Linked DNA regions of Homo sapiens: region 2 is linked to region 1. A link is a loop called in an ENCODE intact Hi-C map of the cell type or tissue named here. Cell type or tissue: heart right ventricle. All regions are shown on one strand. Each heading gives the region's core, and the rest is flanking DNA. Links, peaks and the distances in the headings are about the cores only.

What was found. A loop is a pair of places that touch in the nucleus more often than their neighbours do. Peaks named below come from ENCODE experiments on the same cell type or tissue, not always from the same donor. Only the 100,000 strongest peaks of a DNase experiment are listed, where the experiment ranks them.
Region 2: it touches region 1 in a loop (2.0-fold over the local background); 3 of 110 quality-filtered maps call a loop at or near these places.

What each region holds. Positions count from the first base shown.
Region 1 is chr2:144,868,610-144,879,405 of GRCh38, reverse strand. All of the region lies in intron 2 of TEX41 (testis expressed 41), which reads right to left. It overlaps LINC01966 (long intergenic non-protein coding RNA 1966), which reads left to right. Exons shown (of 3, transcript XR_923412.3): 3 at 1,293-1,542. Among named protein-coding and RNA genes, the nearest start is that of LINC01966, 7.9 kb to the left of the region's middle. In heart right ventricle, for the core only: no CTCF peak of the experiment used is centred there; a DNase peak (open chromatin) is centred at 4,465; H3K27ac peaks cover 2,101 bases.
Region 2 is chr2:144,994,830-145,005,625 of GRCh38, reverse strand. The region is part of intron 3 of TEX41 (testis expressed 41); the gene reads right to left. Among named protein-coding and RNA genes, the nearest start is that of LINC01966, 120 kb to the right of the region's middle. In heart right ventricle, for the core only: no CTCF peak of the experiment used is centred there; a DNase peak (open chromatin) is centred at 6,384; H3K4me3 peaks cover 74 bases; H3K27ac peaks cover 4,995 bases.

The sequences.
Region 1 (10,796 bases), core at 1,280-9,279:
ACAATTTAGCAGTTTGGAATACATGACTGTTTGAAGAATGTCTTTAGAAGTTTCATGATGGTGCCATGCATTTTGTAAACACAAATTTCCCAAGATTTGCAAGAAGGTCATGGGTTAGATCTATGAACCCAATGTCATGATAATTTTGGCAACTTTTCCATGCCCATTCCTTGGATCTCTCCCTCCCCTCATTTATAACCACATCAGTGTTGGCTCGTCAACTGTGCACAGCCCTGCCTCTTTCCTGTGAGAATAAACATTTCGTCAAATGAAAACAGTTTCAAGACTAGGGTTTCCTTGGCCAAAGTTAAAATAAAAGCTTTCCCCTGATGTAATTAAGGCAGAGACAACTGTAGACATGTTCTAAATCCTTAAAATGCTCAATCCATCCACAGTCCCCATGTGTCCCGCTGGAGCCAAAGTCATCTTAATTATGTATTCTAGGTAGAAGGCAAAAGACCAAATCCCGCCTCATCCGGACTTCAAAGCATTTCAAATCTCATCCACATCTCCTTGGTTTTTCTTTCACTTAATATTAAGTGTTCTATCATTAGCCCTAAACTTTCTATTGATGTACCACTTTTTATTTAAAGAAATAAAAATAGGCTGAATAAATCAGTGATTGAGACCATTTCTCCCCAATGCCCAGTTCCCTCCTTGGGAATGAAGCACTTCATGTTAGTGACATAATTTATTGATGCATTGCCTTAGTCAAGGAATATTTCAAGGGAACCTGAAGGGCCTAGGTAATAGGGCAATCAGACAGTGTGCCCAAAGCCCCATGCCAACAATTGTTTCTATATGTCATCCAATTAAAAAGCACCCCATGCAGCCTGTAAAAAAATAGATATTAAAAAGGGGTTATCAATCATCTGAAAGATGTATATGCGTGGTGAAGAAGGTATGAATGAGGGCATACATTTGTGTGGATAAAGAGAAGGAAGAAGTAGGGAGTGATTGACAAGTGGATACATATAATTATTGAGAGCCTACTATGTCCCAGGCATATTTGTAGACACCAGAGATGTGTGCAGTAGAAGAACACAATCAATGCTCAGCCATCTGGAATCACGCAGTGGATACAGGAATAAATACCTTAGTCTCACTCTCTGGTCTTTGATATACTCTGCTGGTAAATTCAATCAGAAGCTGTGAAGCCAAGGAGTTTGTTGACACCATTCACACTTGTCACTTCCCAAGGCACAGAGCGGAATTTTAAAAGATGGAGGGCAGATACAGAAGGGCCACGAAACAAATATTTAGTACTGCTCTCTTTCTCATTTCCTTTGCAGTACTATTCGCTGATTCAGCGTTGAGTCTTTCAGGATGCAGAGGCTGTCGGAGAATCACAGTAACTCGCCATACATTTGGATGCCTCTGACACCGGGTAGACCATATGATAACCTAGTGCTCAGGAAGTATTCAGGTTTCTTCCTAAATAATTATACTCTTGAAAACTTTAAAATTATGTCCCGTGAACAGAATAGGTAGCTTCATTTGGGGTCACTGTGTATCAGTAACTAAATGTCTTTTTAATCTTTGTTTCTAATTTTGGAATGAAGTCTTTAGAAACTGAAAACCACAGGGTAGTGAAATGTAACCTTTTTCTTACTCATTTCTTATTTGAAATATGCTTGAAGTTTTGGAAAATCAACAAAAAACTAATTGAAAACTAAGAAATGGAAGGGCAAAAATCCTGAGCTATGTCTCTATGCACACCACTGTCTCCAGGACCTAGAATCATGAGTACACATAGCACCCTTTAAATATCTGTTTAATGGGTTAATGAATTAGTTGTTAGTTTCTCTCTAGGGCAAAATGGTAAGTACAAAGGACCTCGAATATCAGGTAGTTTGGCCATGACCCATGAGAGGAACAGCATAATCCATATGGCTCAGACCCAATATGAAGTCATCATTCATCATTTATATATCTAGAACAAGGGGTGAGTGATGAAGAAGAATAAAATGAGTGAAAACAACTTCATGGAGGACTTACTATGTTAAGCACTGCACTAGGTCCTTTATACAAAAGTCTTATTTGATTCTACAAACAACCCTATAAATTAGATACTAGTATTTATTCTACAGATAAGAAAACAGAGCAGTAAGTGTAAAAAGCAAATCATTCAAAAGAAACAGAAAAAAGTGAAACAAAGTGTTGCTTGGGTCAGAGATAAAAAGCACCAGAAATTAAATCCTCCTTCAAATGTTGACATATTAATTTAACACTTTCACCAGAAATCACAACCAGCAACGTGCTTACTTTAGGAATGTGCGTGCATGTTTGCACATGTATACACATTTCCATTGGATGATAAAACTAAATCCCCCTTTGGAAAAATATAATGAACGAATCCAGAAAATTGTTTCACCAAAACCTCCTATAAATGATCTCAGGTCTGTTTTGGAAGAAACTACTCTCCAAGGAGAAATGAAATAAGCTTTACTTTCAACATTCACTGTCTTTTGGTGCTGTTCATGAATAAATTGGGCTAATTGTTGAATGTGAGAAGTGATGATTTTATGATATATATATTACTGCCCCAAAATTATTAGTTGTTAAATTCATCATCTTTAACCAACAGGTTAGGCTGAATCTAGAAGAAACAGATATGGTTCTCAATGTGCAGTGCTGTACACACTTTGCAATCCCCACATTTATGTGCAACAGGTAACTCCAGTTACAGAGTCCACAAACCTGAAACACTGAAGGAGTTTCAAATATCACATAACATTTCAATATTTAATATGTATTCTAAGCATATCAATTTCTGCATATAAAGAGTGACTAGCACATCATGCATTACCATGTCATACCAGTTCTGAGGAACAACGGCTTTCAATTTAAAGAATAAAACACCCTCCAGCTGAAGAAAATTCTCACATTACAATATGTTTAAAAGAATCTATTCCAGTTGTGGTTGGTTGTCTATGAGAAATCTTTTTCATAGGGGGAATAATTGAACATTCCCATGTGAAAGTCTTTCTTTCAAGAGAAAAAAAAAACTGTACATTGCATTTTATACAAACTAGGTGAATTCAAAATGATGGATCATTTCAAAAATATTCATTCTACTATTTACTTACATAAATGTGGTTGTATAAAAAGTAAAAAAGGAATGCATTCACAATTGGTTTAAGTAATTTTCTCTTGGCAAACCACCATATAAAACAGGGGCGTCATGGCGCCACAGAATTCTGAATTGTGGTAGAGCATCATCAGTACACATGGCATTAATCTTTGTCTCGTTGCAGGAGACACCCTTGCTTGCATTAGCAGGCTGCCTCTTAAATGGAAGATGGTGTAATGTAACTCAGGTTTAAATAACACAATAAATAAGAACTCGATTTCTCTTTAGTCTTTCTTACTAATCTCTTCCAAGACCTCTTTGTTAAAGTGCTTCATTGTCTACACATTCTAATGTAAATGACAACTTTTTTGGAGGGGTGCAGAGACTCCCAAAAGAGCATGGTAAAGGAAGAAGCTCAAGGGGTTAATATCAAAATTCAGTACTTAACATGTTAAGCAATCGAAATACTTTTTTAAAAAAAACATATGTATGTAAATGTTACATAATTACTTGCCCCACTTTCCTGTCTTTTAGCAAACTGACAGTCCCAGTATTTTGGAAATCTCACTGTTTTATATCACTTCATGCTCTCCATGACAAGGGGAACATTTAGCTGTCCTTAATGTCTTCTAATTAAATACACAAAGCATTCTTAAAGTCTTCTTTCTCCAAATACAGATATACTTTAATATAACAGATTTTTCCAAATGCATTTTTCTATTGAACTGAGAAGCTTTCAGAAACTGTCCCCACTGAACATAATGACTATTTAAGGAAACAAGCTATTTATGTGGAAATATTAAGAGGGATGATTTTGATAACCCACACTCAAGGCCAAAATAAGGATCATTGGGACTTTTACTGAAGAAGTTAATGGAGGCCAGGCCATTGGCAAATGACCTTGAAATCCCTCGATGTAGCCTCAAATTGGCTTCAGCACAAGCTTATTATTAATGCAGACAGCTAGTTTATACCATGAAAAGCACATGGTATCTCTCTCTCCAAAACCATAGCTGTCACTCAGGCACCCGCAGATTCAAATAAAAGCCATCAATGTGACAACAGTTTTACACTTTTACATATTTTTACTAAATATCACAAGTTTAGTAATCAGTATTTTATGTTGCCTAAGAAAATTATAATTCATCTGCTCAATGGCAGCTTTACATATGTATATTTAAAAATTACTATATAAAAGTATTAAAACATATTACAACACTTGATTTAGATTTTAAATCGTATTTGTCTCTCTGACTATGCCCCAGAGTAATGCCCCAGACACACATATCAAAAACCTTTTATTTTTAGGTACCTCAATATGTTAAAACTATTTTCTCTAATGTTTTTTAAAATTGACATATTTCAGAGCTTGCACACACACACACACACACACACACACACACACACATACATGCAGACACACTCACTCTACCCAGTCAGAAAGGAACTGTTTGTTCAGTTTGCAGATATGAAATCATTAGGGACTGGATTTCACTACGGGAAATTTGAGTATCATGTACTGTTAACGCAAAATAAAGAAATAAAGCCTGGGAAGTTAGAAGATTATTTTTTTTGGAAATGCATGTTTAGAACTTAAGAAAGAAAAAAAAATAAAAACATCTTCTAATGGTAAAGCATTAACAAATACTTTTTCATATGAATAAAATCTGTAATCAGTTAGATAAGAGCAATGTGCCTTTTTTTGGCATTTAATCAAACAATGAAATCATATACACATTTCCTGACACAAAAGACAAATGATGTAATAATCTGAAGGAGTTTCTCTATCTCCTTGGAACTTTGCATACTTGACTTGTTTTCCATATTTTGTGACTTTAAATGGTGGGAAAATTATATTAAAATGCTTGTAGCAGTTCCTCTAAACTAGCATCCTTTTTGTTTTATTGTATTTAATATAAAAGCAGCAATTATTTGATTTCAAAGTTATGAAAATATGTACCTTATGAGAAAACAAGCAATTTAAGCTTTAATTGGTGTCATTTTTCACAGAACTGGCAAGATTCTTGCATCCCTGGCACGTTGTTTTTCTATAAAACTGCAGAGCTGCCTTCCATGAATGTTTTACGAACGCAAAAGTTGTTATATGAAGGTATATGCATAGATGCCTGGAAATATAAGATTTCTGGTGGGAGTTATTTACAAAAGATGTATTTCATTTGTTACTGTGTGTGTAACAACTCCTATTATTCTCAATGTTTCTCTCTTCTCAATAAGACTGTTCTTAGCTCATGTCTATGAAACATTGGGACTTATGTCTAAAGTAAAATAAAAGCGGATGCTTTGATGAGGGAAAAATAGAACACTTGAGAAAAGCATAAAAAGAAATTACAATTTTGACTAAAACAAAACCCTATTATAATATGTTGAAAGGTTAATTCTGGTTTTAATCAGAAGAAAGATAATATAGACTATGTACTGAGAGGCTTGCCTTACATAAATTACATAGAGGCACCACAAGACTATTTTCTGAAGTGTTGCCTTACCATGAATACCTTTATTTATTCTGTTCATATTATATATTTCCCACATTTTCCAAAATAGTGTTATGTTCTGAAGGACAAATGTTTTATATATGCTTTGAGAGATTTCACCATCGTCTCATTTCTAAGGACTTTAGTGATTTCCACACCTGGGGAGGTATTTCTTTGTTGTTGGTGGGTTTTTTTTAATGAAAATTCCCAGAGCCACTGCCAAGGTTTCGTATTCAAAAGATCAGAATAAAGGTAGAGAATCTGTGTTTTTTTTTAAATGTCTAGTTGGTTTCTATAAGCAGCCAGATTTGAGGGAAACTGCAGATTAGTGGACTTTATGCAGAAAGTTCCTGTTGGGGGACTGGACATTAGGATACATAAGTATTCTTTATATTTCATTTACATCTTTGTCTTTTTTTAATGTTGGCTATTTTTATTAATAACTATGGCTAATACATACTCAATGTTACTGTATGCCAGGCACTAAGCTAACCACCTTGTACGCTTGTATCCCAACAATCCTACAAAACAGAAGAAAATGTATTCTTTCCTCTTCAGAGATGAAGACATTTTTTGTTAGGGAGTAATGTACAATGGTCAGACAGCAAGTGATGAACAAGTAAGAACTAGAATCTAGGTCTGTGTGACTCTAAAGGTCACTTTTCTAACCACTGCTCTATATAGAAGATTCAAACAGAAAGGGAGCTGCAGATGTTTTGAAAACCTTTTCATGTTGGCTACCCAAATAAAGTATTAACACCACTAGGAATTATGTGATCTGAACTATTGATATCCCCCTCATTAGTATCATTATTGGTTTGATTCAATTTTGATTCAAAATGAACCACCCGACACTGATTGAATGGCATCAGAACAAGCTTTTCCATTGCTGCCATTTTCCACAAGCATCAATAATAAAACGTTTAAATAGTAGCTCAGTGAGAACAAAAAAAATCTTTATGTTCAATCTTTCAACTAATAATCCAAGACTATATTAAAACTCTACCAAGATATGACCAAAGATACAGTTGGGGAAGTTTAAAAGATTTTTTTTTCTGGGAAACAAACAAATGCACTTCCAAATGGGTATCAATGAATTGTGCATCTTTCAGATATGTCCTTTGATCCTGAGAGTTTTCCATGATCCTTCCAATTTGGGTTTTGGATCCCGTAGCACTTTGAGATCATGCCATTCAGAGTACTAATCTGTGAGTTGCTGAGTGGCAAGGCTTCTGCCATTTTTCTCTCTATCCCCAGATATAAGCATATCGTTCTGAGCATTACCTTAGGGAACTGGAGACATTATTTAGGCCCAGAAGAGCTATGGAAGTACCTGAAGACAGAAGTGAGGAAAGAAAGCCAGTGAAGTAATATGGGCTCCGGTTAAGGAAGGTGACATATGATACAGGTGTAGCAAAAGGTCAAAATCACAGGAGTGAGTAGTTGAGCAGAAGCTGATAAGTGTGTGCTTGAGAGGAGAAGACCGTGGACTAAGGCAGAGACATTTATCGAGTGTTTTCCTAGCACTGTGCTATGTACAGGATAAGAAGTGTGTTTTTATTTCCTGTTATAAGTAAACAACTATGAACATTTGTCATTTTGACTATTTATTTGTTCAGGGTGTTTTATGAGTACCTGCTGTATACTGGGCCCTGTCTTACACTATTGTAGAAACACACACAATCCTAACTCCTGTGAGGCTCAGTCTAGTAGGTGATAAATAACAAGTAGAAGAACTGGAGGAAACAAATATTTGATCACACATTATGATGACTGCTGTGAGCACGTGTCTTGAGTCCCCCACATCATAATGCCATCCACTGTTTCCTTTTGGAGTCACGTATTTTCAGTTCAGAGATGAGATTAAATACTTTGTAAAGAACACCCGGTATCAGTTCACAAAGTTCAAAAGATAACTTCTAAAATAATGTGCATCACTTTTCCTAATAAGTAAACCCAATAAGACTTCATATATTCACTTGCTTCTGAGTGATTCAGGTTGAAGGGGACAAGAGATACCCTCTGGGTGCAGGAGTGAGCTGGTCTGGCCAATATGAAGAGGATCAGGGACTTGACTCTTGCCTTCTAGAAGTTCAGGCATCTCAGCAATGTCAGAAAGAGGAGAGGGTATTGTGCCTGTCAGGACTGGCCATTTTAAGAAACCCGTATTAGAATGTGATGTCATAAGTAAAGTCAAGTCTTATGGCTTAATTTTCTCAGTGGAGATTAATGGGAATGGAGAGATGATTTGTTCTGAAATTAGGGGTTTCAGGTGGGAGGCAAGGACAAAGTGTGTCACTTCCACCATTGCCCCAGTCCCGATGCTCACCTTTGGCACCAGCACAGTCCTGCAATTACCATCCTAGATTCACCAGGATGACTTCACGTCCTGCAAGATGCTTTCTCATCACAAGCTAAAAATTTCTTTCAACCCTAAAATAGTAACATGAAAAATGCCAGAGCACAATACAATTATTTGCAAAAGACATCCCATCTGCCTAAAGAGTCACATGAAAGCATAGCAGCCAATGTGCTCAAATAATTAAATAATTGGATATGAGCCTGGGTGGGGGAGCAGAGAGTGAGAACCAGACATGGGAATAGAAGCTCCTTGTTTCCCAAAGCCAGATCAATCAGGATGGAGAGCAAGATATCACAGAAGCAGCTAACAGGCCACCAAAGTCCCTGCCATTTGGTGAGGACAGACTGCTATGGTTTATATTGTGTGAGTCTACATGCACTATGAATTTATTCAGAAATCTTTTAGTTTGATATTAATTATGTAGTTCTGCGTCATTTTGGCTTTGCCTATTAATTACTACCTTAGAAGTACTTTTTCTGTCCTTTATAATTATTTCTATATTGGAAATTGAATGTCATTACACAGGCTTTTATTTTATCACATGCATACCCTCATCATGTGTTCAGCCTAAATAGCAACTAATTTCTCACAATTATCTAGCCAGTCAACCAGACAACCATGTGTATTGACTGCTTAGGGCAGAGATCAGCAGACTATGGCCCACTAGCCAAATCTGGCCCACTGACTATTTTTATATGGCTTGTGAACCAAGAACAGTTTTTTATGTTTTAAAATGGTTGCAAAAAAACAAAAGAAGACTAACATTCTGTGAAACATAAAAATTATTTGAAATTCAAATTTTAGTAACCATAAATAAAGTTTTATTGGAGACAGCCACACCCATTTATTTACATATTATCTTTGACTTTTTTTGTATCCCAATAACAAAGTTGAGTCATTGGCACAAAGATTATACAGCTTGAAAAAACTAAAACATTTATTATCTGGCCCTTTACAGAAAAAATTTTCTGAGAAAGCATCTTGCAGGATGTGAAGTCCATCCTGGTGAATCTAGGATGGTAATTGCAGGACTGTGCTGGTGCCAAAGGTGAGGGTCGGGACTGGGGCAACGGTGGAAGTGACACACTTTGTCCTTGCCTCCCACCTGAAACCCCTAACTTCAGAATAATTCGTCTCTCCATTCCCATTAATCCCCACTGGGAAAATTAAGCCATAAGACTTGACATAACTTATGACATCACATTCTAATACGGGTTTCTTAAAATGGCCAGTCCTGACAGGCACAATACCCTCTCCTCTTTCTGACATTGCTGAGATGCCTGAACTTCTAGAAGGCAGGAGTCAAGTCCCTGATCCTCTTTATATTGGCCAGACCAGCTCACTCCTGCACCCAGAGGGTATCTCTTGTCCCCTTCAACCTGAATCACTCAGAAGCAAGTGAATATATGAAGTCTTACTGGGTTTACTTATTAGGAAAAGTGATGCACATTATTTTAGAAGTTATCTTTTGAACTTTGTGAACTGATACCGGGTGTTCTTTACAAAGTATTTAATCTCATCTCTGAACTGAAAATACTTGACTCCAAAAGGAAACAGTGGATGGCATTATGATGTGGGGGACTCAAGACACGTGCTCACAGCAGTCATCATAATGTGTGATCAAATATTTGTTTCCTCCAGTACTTCTACTCGTTATTTATCACCTACTAGACTGAGCCTCACAGGAGTTAGGATTGTGTGTGTTTCTACAATAGTGTTAAGACAGGGCCCAGTATACAGCAGGTACTCATAAAACACCCTGAACAAATAAATAGTTAAAATGACAAATGTTCACAGTTGTTTACTTATAACAGGAAATAAAAACACACTTCTTATCCTGTACATATCACAGTGCTAGGAAAACACTTGATAAATGTCTTTGCCTTAGTCCAAGGTCTTCTCCTCTCAAGCACACACTTATCAGCTTCTGCTCAACCACTCACTCCTGTGATTTTGACCTTTTGCTACACCTGTATCATATGTCACCTTCCTTACCAGAGCCCATATTACTTCACTGGCTTTCTTTCCTCACTTCTGTCTTCAGGTACTTCCATAGCTCTTCTGGGCCTAAATAACGTCTCCAACTCCCTAAGGTAAAACTTCCATGGTATGTGCCAGTAGTGAAGATATCACTAATTACCCCAACTGCTATCTCTCTTAGAATAAAGAGGATGACATTTATATACACGATACATCTATTGCTCACTCCCTTTAACACTGAAATAATGCTGTCAGCTCATGGTACATGCCAGTTAGATGCTCATCTGCTTCTGGACATTGGTCACAAAGTCTAAGTCTCCTATAAGACATCAAGAGACCAGGCACACTGAGCAGTGGTAACCAGATTTCTCAGAGCTTTTGAGTGACTATACTAAGAAAACAGTCACAGAAGTATGGGATATGCATACTGGATAGATTGAAAAGGAAAGGTATGATCATTTCCTAACCACTTCATTAAGTTACACAAAGGCAAATTAGTTAAATCATTATAATCAACTACTAGAAATATAAACTTAGTGACATTGTGCAGAAAGAAAATTTATTTTAAAGATACTGGGCTGTCTCATGAAGTCTAGGGCTAGGGATGTGGCCAGGTCTCAGGGAAAAGATGCAATCAAGAACTTATAAAGATGAGGTCTGTCTTCTCTGTCCCATCTCTCCTCTCTTCTTTGCACATATGTTCAGTTCTTCTCTGTTTCTGAGCTGTCCTCTGCTTCCTAGACCATATGGTCTACCTTTATGACAATGGAGGAATCGTATGCCATAGTGGTCCAGCCACCCGAGGCTCCAAATCCAAATCTCCAGATGGGGATTTCTTACTACAAGTTCTTATCCCTGGACTAGTCCACTATTGAGCTGCAGCCATGTG
Region 2 (10,796 bases), core at 1,437-9,436, 130 kb before region 1:
CTTAAGGAGTATCTATTATTGCCCCCTGAATTCAAGCCAGAATATCTGAACATGGGAAAATCTACACAATGTTAAGGGAATTCTAGAATATATTAAAAGATAGATGGGTTACAAAATAAAATTTGTGATCACATAGAAATAGAAAAGGATAGGCTATCTGTTACTACAGATAACAAGTAACATTTCACTAACTTCATTTTAAAGGAATGTTTCTAGTTTGGGAGATTAAGAAAAAGCAAAATAATACTTCTTGATTCCCATCAGAAATTACACATCCTATCTTTATTGATAAGATAGAGATTGTAGGTTAAATTATGGGACAGTTAAGACGAGTCATATCTTAAAGGTTTCATATCTTATTTGTAGCATAGTAGTAATGTGCAGTCAAAATTGCCCTTGAAATTGTTTTTAATGTGTCCCAATAAGAACAATACAGGCAGTTTTTCCTCCAGCTATGAAACTAATCATTTTTTCTATGATTGAGCATTATATGAAGAAGTTTGGCTCATGTTTATGAGCTATATTGCATATCAAAAAAAATTTTAACTAAAATCACACTCAGCTTGACAAAATGATCAAACTAAGAACGATATAAAAATAGTAATTTCATGAGAACCAAATCACAAGGTAAGCATCAATTGAATAGAATGTAGGGAAGAATAGCCTCTATTATTTACAGTGTCCTCTCCTATTCTCTACCTCTCTCAATTCTCCAGCTCCTATTTGCAGAGAATACATGATGTGATTCATGTAAGATAAATGTGTCTCCAATGAAATGCACCTAGAGACATTTGATCAATGTGTACTAGAGAAGAAGCATACTTGATATGGTATGATGTGGGCTTCCGTTCTCTCATTTCTGCACAGAGTTTTTGTAAATGGCTTGGATTAAGAGATGCAGAAGGAAGCATATTTATTTTTCATAACATAAAGCTTAAAAGAGAGCTATTGCTTCAGAATATAGAGTTAATATACAAACATCTCGAGAATCTAGAATTGTGGCTGCAAATGAAGATGACATTTAATAGAGTCAAGTAAAAAGTTGCAGAATTATGTCTGAAATATTAGTTCATTCAGAGGGGCAAATACCTAAATAAGTTTTTTAAAAAAGACTACCTGTTGGATATGAATTAAAAAGCAAGAGCTATAGTGGTGAGAACTCTATGTTAGAATAATAATAATAATCCATATGCTAATCAAAAACAACTTCACAGTAGAAAAATATTTTCGCATTTTACTTTTAATGATACATTTAGAAAGATAGTGATCAGGAAGAAACAAAAGGCAGGGATTAAAAAATTTGAATCCCCTTGTTTATTCACACACAAACACACACTATATATTTATATATAATATATATTTAAAACTCTTAAAATATTTTTAACAAAAGTAAAATCTTAACAAAATAAAATTTATCAGTGACTGTCTCAGTGGCATTTAGTAAAGTAAATGAATGAGTCTGAGGGCAATTTGGAGCCCCTTGAAAGGAGCTGAAGGCTAATAGGCTTTAGAGTTGTTTCATATGATTTAGATGAAACAAAATAAAGAAATTTTTATTCTGAAGAAATGAGATAGTTCACCGGGAAGGATCATGGACTCATCTTATAATGGTAGACTACAAATTTGGCAACAACTGGAGTCACCAACTGGTCTGAATTCTCTCTCAGTGAAATACTTGTTTGATCGTTTATAGAATCTTAAAATGAAAGAAATTGGACAAGTTTGCTAATACGAGTAATAGTAATGTTTTGAAACATGTCTTCCAAATAGTTATTTAACTTGTCACCTAGTCACTGTTTATCTAAACACAAATTCGAGAGGCTGACTCTTAACTGTTCAAAAATTCTGGGGATTCAAATTGACATTTTTAACCTTGACCTCTCTCTTGAACTCCAGAATTCAATATTCCACAGTCAAGGAATCCTCTCCACTTGATACATTCCAAACTGAACACTCGTTTTCATTCATCTATACCTGTTCCTACTCCACAGTTTCCTTCTCAATTTATATTTTGAAGTCATTCTGTCAGCTTAGATTTTTAAAATGGAATATTTTGTCCATTTAAAGGAATTGCATATATTTGGATTTAAGTCTGTACCATATTGTTTTCTATTGTATTTAATCCACCTGTTTTAGACTTTTTCTCATTTTTGCTTTTTCTTTTTGATTAATCAAATATTTTTCATCGTTTGGTATTCTCCTTTATTAACTTCTTAGCTATTCATTCTTTAGCTATCCCTTTAGCAAATATCCTGTGATTTACAATATGCATCTTTGGTTTATTACTATCTATTACATATTTCTCTGTCTTTATAAATGGTGATTCCATTTTTATAGCTATAGAGGCCCAAATTTGGGGTTTATTCTTGATTATTTTCATTCCCTCGTCTATAAATGCAACCCATCAAGAAAAGCCTTTGGCTCAAATTCATGAAATACAGATGCTCCTTGACTTACAGTGGGGTTATGTCTTGATATCCATCTTAAGTTGAAAATATTGTAAGTCAACAATGTACCTAGTATACCTAAACTATCATAGCTTAGCCTAACCTACCTTAAAAGTGCTCAGAACACTTACATTAGCCTATAGTTGGGAAAAATCATCTGGCAGTAGAGATGGTACATGACTTATAATGGTTTTTCAACATTATGGTGGTACAAAAGCAATAGGCATTCAACAGAAACTGAACTTTAAATTTTGAATTTTGACCTTTTTCAAGACTAGCAAAATTCAGTGCAATACTCTGTCATGATGCTGGGCAGCAACAGGGAGCCACAGCTCCTAGCCATGTGGCCACTAGGGTAAATAACAGATACTCTAGAGTGCACTGTGTTGCCTGATGGTTTTGCCCAACTATAGGCTAATATAAGTGTTCTGAGCACATTTAAGGTAGGCTAGGCTAAGCTGTGATGCTCGGTAGGTTAGGTTTATCAAATGCATTTTCAACTTATGATATTTTCAACTTAGGATGGGTTTATTGGGATGTAACCCCATTGTAAGTTGAGGAGCATCTCCACATTATAGAGTATCAGTTGTTTCCCCTGGTGATCACATGGCTTACTGGGAACTGTGGGTTTGCAAGAGAGTGTAGTACTGCATTCTCTAGCCTGGGAGAAGATCAAAATTCAAAAATACTGTTTCTACTGAATGTGTATCACTTTTATACCATCGTAAAGTTTGCAAATTGTAAGTCAAACAATGGTAAGTCGGAAACGCCTTTATTTTAAATTTAACCACTTCTAACCACCTCCACTCCTAGCCCTCTAAACTATGACCAGCTTTCACCGAGCCTATTCAAACAGCTTCCTCACCAGTGCTTCTTCCCCCTTGCTTCCCTAGAATCTGTGTTTCCACTTAAATGTCAGAGGGATCCTTTCAAACATAGCCAGATAATATCAGTACTATGCTCAAAGCCCTACAGAGGCTGGCCATCGCTTATCCTTGGAGACCCGATCTCTCCAAGGATAAGTCAGATTCCCAATTCTCTCTGCAGTCTCACCTCCTGGCACTCTCTCAGTCACTCACTGCTCTATAGCATCACTGGTCCCTTGTTATTCCTCAAACACACTCAGGGCAGTTTCCTGCTTCAGGGGCTTTGAGTGGCTGCTCTCCTGCCAGGAATATCTTCCACAGTTATCTGCTTGATTTGTTCTATCACTTCCATCAGGTCTGTGCTTAACGGTCACTGCCTCAAAAAGGGGTTCCTAACCACCTTTTCCAAATCAACATGCCCTCACTCTTTATCTTTTTGTTCTATTTTCTTTACAAAAACAAAACAAACAAACAAAAAAAAACCTGACATAATTTGTCTGCTTGTTACCATCTTTCTATTTTCTTTAAATGCAAACATCATGGATATAGAGAGAAGTTTTTATTTTCCCTCTTGTTCCCTCCCCAGACTAGAAAAAGGCTTAAATAGACCTCAAAAGAGGTTAAATGGATATTTATGAAATTTAAACATTAATAAATGATTTCTAATTGTTAGAAAGTTTCACCTCTCCCCTGTATTCTTGTTTCTCCCTTTTACAGTTTCTCAAAAGAACTCCATACACTGGATTATCCACATCTAAGTCTTAACTAGAATGCACCTTCCTTGGGGGGTGCAGCTTACTCCATCCATAGGTAACTAGTCCCTACACACAGTGCTGATGCCCGGCAGGGGCTTCCCCTCACAGCATCCCTGCTGAACTGCCATCTCTCCTCTCCATCACGATTAGCCCGATCAACTGAAAGATGCTTGCTCTGGGATCTTGTCCATTATTTCTTCCAAGAATTGCTAACTACCTAACTTGTTTTTAAATGCTTTCCACACATATTAAAAACTGTTGCCACCAATGGTGGAGTGTGGCTCAGAGTAAAGTGATGCATTATATCATTTTCCCCTAGAAGTCACATATTTCTCTCACTATCCTTTTCTTTACCAGATACAGCAGAGGTGTCCAACAGAAATATAATACAAGCCACAAATGTAAGCCAAATAAGTCATTTTAAATTTTCTAGTAGTCACATTTTTAAAATGTAAAAGAAACATGAAATTATGAGAGCACATTTAATTAACAAAATTTTATCTAAAATATTATGAGTTCAACATGTAACCAAAATGATGATACAAAGTCTTGTATAAATTATGGGGGTTGTAGCAGTCTGGCCATATCATTAATAGCTTAGAGTGATCAGCTGAAGAAGTAGTCAGTCCCACCTTGAATGTTAAAAAGCTGGGATTCTCAAGGAGGGGGTGGCAGAATGCGAGAACCAGGGGTGGGAGTCAGGATCATCTCAGAGAACTTTCTAAAAGAGCATGTAGAGATAAAAAGCATGTGTGATTTGAAAAAAAAAAAAATCCAAAACAATTTATAAGTCACCCTCATTTCCTTCCTAATTTGAGATCCAGAGTGGAAAAGAGAATTCTTCCAATGGGAATGGATAATTAATAAAAATTCTTCCACTTCCAATACTCAAAGACTACATAATATAGAAGCTTGGCATCCTCCCAGCTCTTTCATAAATCATCCCACATTATGCAACACTTATTTTTCCAAATAGAGGTAAAAGATTACATCCTTAAGGTCCATTTTATCTAAATGCATCCCTTTTGGCCCAGTGTGTAGAACATATCTAGATTAATGATTGAGGGCATCTAACTATGAAATGAATCACTATTACCTTTCCTTTTTCCACCCCCCCTCTCTCTCTGTTGGCTTTTCTCTAGTACAGGATTTTTCACAGGACAACAGCTTTTGATTTGGACTTTTAACCTCTTTGGATTGAAGTAGAGAGAGGGCATATTAGAACAAAATTTATGGAGAAATTCAAAATTAAATATCAAAGTGTAGGCATGAATGTGTGGGACAATTTTGATTTGTATTTGCTTTCCCACACCATTTTGTATCCCATGGTAGAGGCTGTCATGAGTAGGGAAGTATTCCAGTTAGTGGAACAACGGCCTGTGAATTCATATATTGGCAACATCTTAATTCTGTTCTGTGACTTAATCTCTCTAAGATTTACATTGTAAAAACAGTAATCTAGACATTTCAGGGTTGCTTGCTATCTAAAGATGTAAAAAACAAAAGTACACAAATGAATGGTTTCAAAATGCTTTTGAAAAATAATGTAAACATCACCAAAAGGTTTTGTTTTTAATTGTCAGATGCTTTCTTTCTCATTTTCAGATGATGACAAACACAATGGCAGACACTCAATATTTCTGAGAGTTTTTTAATATGCAAACTTTTTGATTTGAACATTAAGAGTTTGATAGCACACAATAGCCTCTGTGGCTTTAAAATGCCTTAATTATTTTAAATACAAATGTAAAATTCAGACACCTAGTGTTACTTAAATGCACCCAGGTTTCTGTGGTTTAATAATAACATCTGTTTTGGTTTTTCAACCACAAAAGTGCATTTAATCTGTTCTTCCTTTAGTTGAACTTTTCACATCTGCTTCGGCTCGGTTCCCATAAGCTAAAGACCAGATCTTTTCCAAAAGTAGGAAGTCTACCTGTACGACTGTTGTTCTAGCTCAAAAGATCTGTTTTTAATACCAGCTGAAGATTTCAAAAGAATAACAAAAATAAACTTCTTACCCATAATGCACTTCTTATGCTTTTTGGCTTACATATCAGTGCGGTCATTTTATGAATGCAATACTGCCTGGACATTTTAAATTAAAACAGTGAATTGTCAGATCACACATGCCCAGGTAGTCCCTGATCTCTTAAGTTTTTTAATCATGGAAAAAGAGTGTATTCTATTAAGTTAATTTTTCATGAAAAAGTTATACTAAGGATGGACAGTGGCTTAAAAACCTCAGTGGTTTTTTTTGGACACACACTTAGTGCTTATCTGAATCCCATGGGTCCTGAAAAGTAGGCCGGAAAATGTTGCAAGGACAACATTACTTCACAGATTTTCCACAATTGTTTGCTGCCTCCGAGGCTTCAGCTCTTATAACCAATCCTAAGAGACCTATCTAAAATCAGAGACTGTGAAACCAAATCCTAATAAGCGTCTTTGAAAACCAACCAAGGTGCTGAGATGAAACACATTTTTCTTTACGTATGAATTTTGGTAGAGAAAATTATTGAATAAATGAGTGCCTGGGTTAGATATGTGATAATTGTTTTTCTCAAGTGGAAAGATTGACTCTCTTTATCAGCATTCACAAGAGATTGAACAAAGCTGAATATTCAGTCTTTATTTGGACAAGATTTAATTGATATCAAGTTAGTCTAATTATTTTATTTTAGAAAGTTATTTTGAATATGTGAGATGCACATAATTATATATTTTTCCTGATGTATGATTATGTAATTATACGTGGTCCTGTTTACAGGACAGAGCAACACAGCATGCTGCAATTAGTAGGTGTTCAACTCATGTTTGGTGAATGAGGCCTAATGAGGCAATATAATGGAGAGAGCCCGGTAGACTACCTTTGTCGATGCAAACAAGATGATTCTGTGATTTGAATAATTTCCCAATGTCTTACGTAAATAGGAGTTGTCAGCAGGGGTGATTCAACTTAATTCAAAAAATATTTACTGATTGCATGACATGTGCAAGTCACTACAATAAGCAGAGTAACAAATACAGGAATAAGCATGAGTTTTACAAAGTTAAAGTAGCAAATTATGAAAAATGCCTTAAGAAAAATAGCAAAACACTGTTATGGTGGAAATAGCATTTGAGACAGGCCTTGAAAGAAAAGTCATCAAAATTTGGAGAGTGTTGAATACGAGAGTTTTGAACGAAAGGTGAGAAAGAAAGTGATCTGGTAAGACAGCAAAAGATTTCAGGTCTAGAGAACATAATTAGGAAAAGTAGAGAATGACAAGCAGTTTCATTTGTCTCATGGACAAGGATAAAGATAGAAGAGTAGCCTGGTGGTATGCTATGGAACACTTTAAATGCTCTGCCAAGGAGCAGGCACATCATATAGTAGACAATGAGAGCCTGAATCTTCAAATTAGGTTTTCTTAATGGTATTCAAATATTTACCACAAATTTCCATCATTTTGCCAGCAAAGACAGATCTAAACAAGTACATTTTTTTCCAAACTTGGTCAAAATCATTTGGTATTGCTCTTAAATTTATTTTTCATTTAAAAGATAAGTCGTGGAGGGGGATATCTGTCAAATTTTCTGAACCTTACATTCATTGCTGGGCTTGAAGATAAAGCATAAGAGGTCCTTTTACAGTTCACGCAGAAGAAACAGTCTCTGGAAGAGAGAAGGAAACCCTTAAAAATATGAGTAGAAAAGCCATTTGTGGAACTTCTTGCACCCAAATACTCAAAATTAAGTGCTATCAAGATCTATTTGACTATTGGCAATTCTAAGAAGAAGGCTCCCTATATAAACCATTAGTTAAATGACAGTTATTGAGATTTTTATTTAATGACAAGGAGGAAGGAGAATATGACACAAAATAAGACAAAGACTTTTCCTGTGTGATTTTGGATCTAAGCACTTATTTATAACTATTGTAAATATAACTAATATTTTGGTCACTTTGTTGAGAGAGTCATAAAATCAACTCTATAAATATTAATTGAGAAAAGCACCACGATGAAATTTTTCAATGCTTTAACATAACAGTGATGGGATGTTGAGAAATACGGAATTTTGTTTTGTTTTGTTTTCATCATGATGCTACACAGACAGAATAGGGATGTACATAGCTAGGTGTGTCTATCTGTGTGTTATAGACACATACACACATAAAGGAAATATAATTTTAATATTTCTGCCAGTCTGAGATTAAATAGAGTGATATGGGTCACACCCTCGGTGGTTCTTTATTTACCTTTTATGGGGACATGACAATGTGGATGGAATATGGAACAGAAAGGAGAAAAAGATTTAGTATGCTCCAAATGTCCCAAACCAGCTTGTTATTATTATCCCTATATCTTCTTCACTCCAACCTGACCTGCTTCCAGTATTATCTCCCATCTACTGAAGAATATAAAGCAATGCTCATGACTTCCGGCCCTATATCCAACCCAACATAATGCCTTACACCTTTACTCATGAAGTATTTTTCAATTTCAATTCTATCACCAATTCTACCACCCTAATCCAAGCCACCACTGTGCCACATGTAGAGGCCCGTGATAGTACATTATCTGTTCTAGTTTCACCCCCCCACCCCAACCCTTCTCCAATTCATTTTCCATGCAGCGGGCAGATGGCTATGATCTTGTCACCACCCACTACCTATCTCTATCCCTTGCTATTGCTCTTAGGATGTTTCTCACTGTTGTACCTATTCCATTTAGCTATGATGGAATTAAATTTATTTTAATTGCTGTGCTCAGATGGGAAGAAAGACTGATAAATAATGAGATAAATGAGGGAACTGGAAATATTCAGAGATTGGTCATTTTGCTTTTATGCCCTGAAGCAATGATATTTCACATTAAATAAATTTTTTTAAAAAAGGCAGTTTCTTCTCCAGGGCAACATTATCTTTGTTTTTTTATAGAGTTCCCATGATTACTCATTGGTTTGGTATTCTGGAGTTTGTGGACTTTATTCAGAATATGAGAAACCTAATTCTTTATAAGTCAAAAGCAAGTACTGAAAATTTAATTCATAAAGAAAAGAGTTTTCCACATATTTTCACAGGCTTCCTTAAAAATCTTCCCCATTTTGCTCGTCACAGTACTTCCAGAAGGGATCGTGTTATTACGCAAGATTTCAAGTAGGGCTGCTATTGAGGAGGCTACCTGGACTCAATTTTTAACTTTATATTTCAGAATTCCACCATGTGTTTTTCCTTCTCATAAAGGATCAAAACCACATCATGACAGAACAATCTGTGAGAATCATAGGCTTTTAACAAGGAAGAAACGGATTAAAAAATACTTCACGCCTTATTAAAGAAATCCCTATGTTCCTCAAAAGCACTTTTTAGCATCTTATTAGTGGCATTTGATCTGACTGACATATTGACCAGTAATTGGAGCAGAAGATGGATCTATTCCACTTAGATCACAAAGGGAATAAAAATTTTGGCTGTAAATTCAAGACGGACAACTTCCAAATAATTTCTTTAGAATAACTCCCTATAAAACAGCCTTCTAAGTTGTTCTAGATACATCGTCAGATTCTTTAATAAATCACTGGCCAATAGGTGAACCTTATTGTTTTTATTTGGATTTGGAAATAAACCAAAATAGGATTGATCTGAAAGTGAAAGTGACTTTAAATGCCCACCCTCTACTCATATCAATAGAAAAATCTATATTGGTAGCTAAAACATTATTGGATAATATTTTGTTGTTGTTCGGCTTGTGTTTTTTCTTTTTCTTTTTTTTTGTTATCTCACCACTCACACATTAACTTTCATTGGTTTCAGTATCATATTCTCATTGAGTAACTGCTTCTCAAGTTGGAATGAGACAGTTATTTCATCATTTTCTAAAATTTCTTAAATAGCCAAATAGCTCTAACTTTAACACAATGATAAATGTTTCACTATTTCACAATTATGTGAAACAACAAGCTATAAACCAACGAAGCATCTACAGAGCATACTCAAATATTTCGTTTGTAACTATACTAAAAAACTCTCATTATCTAGATCACTACCAATATTAATTACTGACTTGCATTTTGTGGTTTTGTTTTTATTGTTTAAAGAATAAGGGGAAAAGGCCGGGTGTGGTGGCTCATGCCTGTAATCCCAGCACTTTGGGAGGGTGAGGTGGGCAGATCACAAGGTCAGGAGATCAAGACCATCCGGGCTAACACAGTGAAACCCCGTCTCTACTAAAAATACAAAAAATTAGCCAGGCGTGGCAGTGTGCGCCTGTAGTCCCAGCTACTCGGGAGGCTGAGGCAGGAGGATGGCGTGAACCTGGGAGGCGGAGGTTGCAGTGAGCCGAGATCGCACCACTGCACTCCAGCCTGGGTGACAGAGCAAGACTCTGTCTCCAAAAAAAAAAAAAAAAGAAAAGAAAAGAATAAGGGAAAGAATTAGTTGCAGGTATGTAAGAGAAAATATACATGTCTACATGCATTTTGAAAATCTTTATTCCTAAGGCTTATTCCATCCAAGAAGATTTACAGTTTAAACCATGGATGTTGTATGAATACTTTGAAGGATGCAACTTAATTTTCTGAAAATGTAGCCACACAAAAGTAACTTCTTTATGGCACTTAGGGATTTATCACCTAAACATATAAGCTCATACATTTCCAGCGTATTGATCTTTATTTTGCAAATGTTTCAGCAGCATTTTCTATCATTGAAATAGTGGCAACATGTTCTACTTAAGATCAAA